2 separate regions of the Homo sapiens genome follow, and region 1 is linked to region 2. Evidence: chromatin loops called from intact Hi-C (ENCODE). Cell type or tissue: heart right ventricle. All regions are shown on one strand. Links, peaks and the distances in the headings refer to the core of each region. The heading gives the core; the rest is flanking DNA.

Region 1 (2,904 bases), core at 271-2,770, 54 kb before region 2:
TCCTCTCCCTGCCAGGGAAAACAGTGCCTGCAATAAAACAAAACAAAATAATGAAGAGTTCCAGGAGATCGGGTGCTCCGAGAAGGAACTCAAGTCCAAGAAATTAGAGTCCACAGGGGACCCTAAGAAAAAAGAGTACAAGGAGTGGAAGTCCCAGGTGCAGTCAGGGATGAGGAACAAGGAGAAAACGTCATTGGCGGCAATGCCACGGAAAGAAAAGCATATAGAGCCTGAGGTTCCAAGGACATCGAGGGATGATAGCTTGAACCCTGGAGTCCAGGGGAGGCAACCACTCACCGAGGGCCCCCGAGTCATCTTCATTAAGCCCTACCGCAATAGAACTCCCATGGGGCACATGAAGCAGCTGGATGTAGCCGACCAGTGGATCTGGTTTGAGGGGCTGCCCACACGAATCCACCTCCCGGCGCCCAGGGTGATGTGCAGATCCTCCACCCTGCGTTGGGTCAAGCGCCGCTGCACCCGCTTCTGCTCCGCATCACTTGAAATGCCTATGTGGCATCCATACAAGGTGGGTGTGACAACAACACTGCCAGGCTAGGTGAGATGCAAGCCCCAAGCCAGGCCCAGAGCTGGGCCCCAGAGTCAGGGTTCAGGATCTGGAGTCTTGAGTGGTGTGTGGCTGGTAGTGCTGGGAGGCTCCGCCTTCATGTCCAGAGAGGGGGAAGCCTTAGACCAACATCATACAGAAGGGTAGTGACTAGGTTGAGGCGTCTCAGGATACAGCTAGGAGATGTGTGGAAGGAGGGGCACTGAAGTGAGCCATCTCACTGCCTGAAGGCCTTAGCAGAGGTGGAAACTGCTGTGGCTCTGAATCTCACAGTCAGAGGCCTACATAAGTGGGTTTAAGGATTTCCAAATGTGGGAGGGGGGAGATGGTCAAGTAGGGCTTTGCTGCATCCCATTCCCTCTAAGATCAATTCAACTCTCTATTTATGTTTGATTGATTCATGCCTCAAATAAGATTTACTCTGAACAGGCTAGGCATGGTGGCTCACGCCTGTAATCCCAGCACCTTGGGAGGTCGAGGCAGGAAGACTGCTTGAGGCCAGGAGTTCAAGACCATCCTGGGCAACATAATGAGACACTGTCTCTACAAAAAATTTAAAAATTAGCCAGATGTGGTGCCTTGCGCTTGTAGTATCAGCTACTCAGGAGGCTGAGGTCGGAGGATCGCTTAAGCCCAGGAGTCGAGGCTGCAGTGAGCTGTGACTTCGCCACTGCACTCCAGCCTGGGCAAGAGAGCAAGACCCTGTCTTAAAAAAAAAGAAAGGAAAAAAAGATTTACTCTGAGCAGAAAGTTCCTTAGCAAAAAAAGAAGAAAATACCGCAGCCCTTTCGTGGGAGAATGAAAGTCCCACGAAAGGAAGGGGGTGAGTGCCCACCGGGTCTAGCTTAAAGGGAGGCTTTTCCTTTTTAGCAAAGGCATTTCCAACCTACCAGACACCACAGCACCCTTGTCCCTGCGCCCGCTCCCCAAACGACCAGCGCCCCCTGGGGACAGTCTTAGCGCCTAACACCGAGGTTTCTGCTGGCAGGTTGATGTGACCTGGACGAGAGCCAGAGGTGCGAGCAGAGGGTGGAGATCGCGCCATCAGCTGAAGGGGAGGAATGGGTGGCGAAATTCACGAGTCTACAAATAAGATCTTCCATATGGCACCTAAGACGAATACTGCTTACTCTGCCTGTTTGTCTGGGGCTGGGAAGGATGAAGGAAAGAGGCCTTCGGTAGAGGGAGCCTGTGTCGCGACTTCAGGCTTCCCCCACCCCCACCCCGAGGCCCCTAAGGTCAGTCTAGAACCAAAGAAGCCAGCGAGCAGCACCCCTCCCCCACCTCCGCGAGCTAGTCTCCTGAGTGGCGCGCTCTGTGAAGTCAGGGCGCTCGTGTGCTTCCTGGGTGCAAAGTGCCTCACAATCGCCCCGCGAGCTCGCAAGAGGAAACCGCGGCGCGGAGGCAGCAAGTAACTTGCCCAGGCTCACTCAGCTAGAAAGTGGCAGGAGCAAGGGCTCCTGGTTGCTCCCCATTCCATTTTCCCAAGAAAGGGAAAAGGCGAAATGAGAGCCTGCTCAGAAGTCACGAGGCAGGCGGAATAGCCCCAGCACCCTGTAGGTCATGCGCGTGCATTGCGACCTGATTGTCAAAAATTGATTGTCAAAAACTGATTGCACTGTGGCTGGTGTCAAAAAGTGGATGTCAGCTGGGCCTCCAAATGTGTCCTGCCTTGGTCACAGATCACAGAAGGCACCGGATCAGGAGGGGGAGCTGGTACTGCATCTCTACTGCTCCAGGGTGACATGGCAGGTCCACCCTCAATCTGAAGACCTCAACCCCAAGCCCTGGTCGACCCCATCTGGCCGGGGTCACCCTCTGTCGGTAGGAGTCACAGGGTCCTAACCATGCCGTTGGGGAGAGGAAAGCCAAGGGAGCCCGAGTTTTCTCCGGACGAAGACCTCCATATTCCCCAGAGGCAGGCTGCATGGAGTGGGCGCCCTCGGGAGAGCAGTGGAGCCATCGAGGGGCACAGAGCTCTCCGGGATTGGGGGTCAGGGCAGCGATGCAGATAGATCTCCAGTTTGGGACAGAGGGAGAACGATTGGATGGACTCTCCCCCCCTCCCACCCCGCCCACTCACACACTCCTCCCCACCATTACTGGGCACCAAGACTGGGCATCAGCTGCCGCGCGGACCAGCCTGGGCGGAGCCACAGCGCGGGGACTGCTTAGCACCTCATAGTGGCTGCTGCGTGCTCCCGAGCTCCTGCTCCCAGCGCAATCTTCCTGGAGCTCCCCTACGGTCGGTGCCTACCTCCGCCCCCACCACCCCGCTAATTCCCGTGCAAATTCCACCCCAGTAACCACTTTCAGCGGTCTTCCCACCCAGCTTG
Region 2 (2,904 bases), core at 265-2,764:
GCCTGGCTCGGCCTCCCAAAGTGCTAGGATTACAAGTGTGAGCCACCATGCCTGGCCACAACCTTATAGATGTATTATGGGTTTCACTTCCCTTAAAACCACTTCCTCTTTCCCTTGCCATCTTCACAGGTCTGTGCCCTACCCAGGGGGAAGCTGTCAGAGAATTTTACCTATGCTGTGGTTATAACTTAATAGAAGTTAAAAAAAAAAAAGAAAGAAAGAAAGAGAGAGAAACCCCAAGGTCGGTACTTACTGGGGAACTAGCTTGTTAATAATGGTGGAACACCAGGCAGCATGAGAGCTGGTAAATTGGAGATTTGGGCCTTATCCTCACTACATGCCCCATCCCCACCCTCTGCAACACACATGTCACCTACACACAGCAGCGTGGTAGAATGAGAATGAAGAGAAACTCAGAGCCCCAGATTTAGTGGTAGGAGTGCAGGATTTGAATCAATTGTAGGCTTTGCCATCTGCTGTGACCTTAGCCTCCTCTCTTGGAGCCTCAGTTTCCCCATCTATAAAATGAGGAGGAAATACTGACTAGGGCCATGATTCTTAACCCTGGCTGCTCACTAGATTCACATGGGAGGGTTTCAAACAATACAGATGCCTGAGCTCCACACTCAGAGATGTTAATAGAATTGTTCCATGGCGTGGCCGGTATATTATTAGTATTATTTTTTTTTTTGAGACGGAGTTTCACTCTGCTGGAGAGACCCTAGGCTGGAGTGCAGTGGCGTGATCTCAGTTCGCTGCAGCCTCTGCCTCCTGGGTTCAAGCAATTCTCCTGCCTCAGCCTCCTGAGTAGCTGGGATTACAGGCACACGCCACCACGCCTGGCTAATGTTTTGAATTTTTAGTAGAGACAGGGTTTCACCATGTTGGCCAGGCTGGTCTCAAACTCCTGACCTCAGGTGATCCACCCACCTCGACCTCCCAAAGTGCTGGGATTACAGGCGTGAGCCACTGCGCCCGGCCCGGTATATTAATTTTTATAGCGTGGCAAATGATTCTAATATAAAGAGGACTAAATTAATCCATAAATGGGTTTTAGTGTTAGGAAATTCCCTGGAAGTATGTAGAATTCTGTGCATAAACCCCCAAAGGGTCTCCCTCTGTCACCCAGGCTGGAGTGTAGTGGCACAATCACAGCTCACTGCAGCTTCCACTACCTGTGCTCCAGTGATCCTCCCTCCTCAGCATCCCCCCGCCCCCACCCCATAGCTGGGACTACAGGCGTGCACCACCACACCGGCTAATTATTATTATTATTTTTTTATTTTTTTGAGACGGAGTCTCACTCTGTCCCCCAGGCTGGAGTGCAGTGGCACGATCTCGGCTCACTGCAAGCTCCGCCTCCCGGGTTCACGCCATTCTCCTGCCTCAGCCTCCCAAGTAGCTGGGACTACAGTCGCCCGCCACCACGCCTGGCTAATTTTTTGTATTTTTTGGTAGAGACGGGGTTTCACCGGGTTAGCCAGGTTGGTCTCTTATCTCCTGACCTCGTGATCCGCCCGCCTCGGCCTCCCAAAGTGCTGGGATTACAGGCGTGAGCCACTGCGCCCGGCCCTATTTTTACATTTTTTTGTAGAGATGGGGGAGGGGGTCTTGTTATGTTGCCCAGGGTGGTCTCGAACTCCTGGGCTTAAGTGATCCTTGCGCCTCGGCCTACCAAAGGGCTGGGATTAAGGCCCGGTTTTTAAATATAAATAAAATGAGAACTTAATGCTCGGGTGGAGAACAGTGCCACCTGCCGGTTTCACTTTGCATTAGCAATATCTAAATATCTGCCAATGCCATATAATGCAATTCACTGTTTATTGAGCACCAACTCAACATGCGAGGCATTGTGATGCACCCTTTAGGACATGCAGAGATAAGAGCTCCTTTCCCCATGAAGATGGCAGCCTAGAGGAGACAATGGGCATGTAGGTAAAACCTTTGATCCAAAGCAGGCAGTCGATATGGTCCCATTGAGGGTCTGTGGGAATACAAGAAAAAAGCCTGGGGCCAGGGCTGGCTTCGTGGTTGTGCAGCCTGTGCTTGGAAGGCCCCTGCACTTGGTTTCATCATTTCCTGTGGCTGTCTTGAAGTTCTTTTTTTTTTTTTAATCCCGTGTTCAGTCGAATTGAAATTCTTGAATAATTTTTGAACAACGGGCCATTTTGCACTGGGGCCCACAAATTATATAGCTAGTTCTACCTAGAGTAGTTTGGGAAATTTTGGAAGAGGCGACACAGGACCTGGCAGGGCAGTAGTGGAGGGAGAGGAAAACAGGAGGCATATGGTAGTGTGGAAGTGGGGGTGGGATCCTTAGGCCTGGGTGACTGGGTGGTGTGGGGGAAGGAGCTAGAGGTGGTGCTGCAAGGCAGGTGGAGAGGGAAAGGAGTTTGATGTTAGATGGCTTCAGACTCAGTGCAAGGAAGACCTCCAAGGACAGTTTCAGCAGCTGGAACTCAGAAGCTAGGCCAGGGCTGGAGCTTTGGTCACAGACTTCCAGATGGATACCTTGGGGACACCAAAGGTTATAGGATCCCCTGAGATGGGTGAGGACTAAGACAGAGCTGTATGGCTGGGTCTGGGCTTTTGGTCCAACCTAGATTATTGGCTTCTGGGACTCCTGCCTTGAGGAGTGGTGGAGGAAGACTTTGGGGGCAGGGCTGGACGATGAGCGCTTGAGCCCCAATTCCCCATGTGGTGCGCTATGACACTCTTCTCAGCCTCCTCCCTCCTGGCTGCCTGCTTCAACACCACCATGGACGGTGAGTCAGGCGCTCATTTCAGGGACATTTCCCATTCAACTCATTTGCTGCCTTCCTCAGCCAAGATTCACCTTCAGGGGCCACAGGCTTCTTCCTCACCCCTCACAGTGGGTTGCAGCCTGCTGATGGCAGATGGCAG

The links. Peaks named below come from ENCODE experiments on the same cell type or tissue, not always from the same donor. Only the 100,000 strongest peaks of a DNase experiment are listed, where the experiment ranks them.
Region 1: a loop joins it to region 2, with 4 times the contacts of the local background. A loop is called at or near these places in 60 of 110 quality-filtered maps.

What each region holds. Positions count from the first base shown.
Region 1 is chr20:45,372,664-45,375,567 of GRCh38, reverse strand. It overlaps TP53TG5 (TP53 target 5), which reads left to right. Exons shown (of 5, transcript NM_014477.3): 4 at 16-529; 5 at 1,557-2,904. The coding sequence ends at 1,661. The region is part of intron 3 of SYS1-DBNDD2 (SYS1-DBNDD2 readthrough (NMD candidate)); the gene reads right to left. It also overlaps a transcript of SYS1 not described here. Among named protein-coding and RNA genes, the nearest start is that of TP53TG5, 4.2 kb to the left of the region's middle. RefSeq lists an enhancer at 2,166-2,225. In heart right ventricle, for the core only: CTCF peaks have their summits at 1,321 and 1,527 (motif pointing left); DNase peaks (open chromatin) are centred at 1,537, 1,837, 2,481 and 2,681; H3K4me3 peaks cover 1,551 bases; H3K27ac peaks cover 1,444 bases.
Region 2 is chr20:45,318,576-45,321,479 of GRCh38, reverse strand. No RefSeq gene overlaps it. Among named protein-coding and RNA genes, the nearest start is that of MATN4, 12 kb to the right of the region's middle. RefSeq lists an enhancer at 150-199. In heart right ventricle, for the core only: a CTCF peak has its summit at 1,753 (motif pointing left); a DNase peak (open chromatin) is centred at 1,742.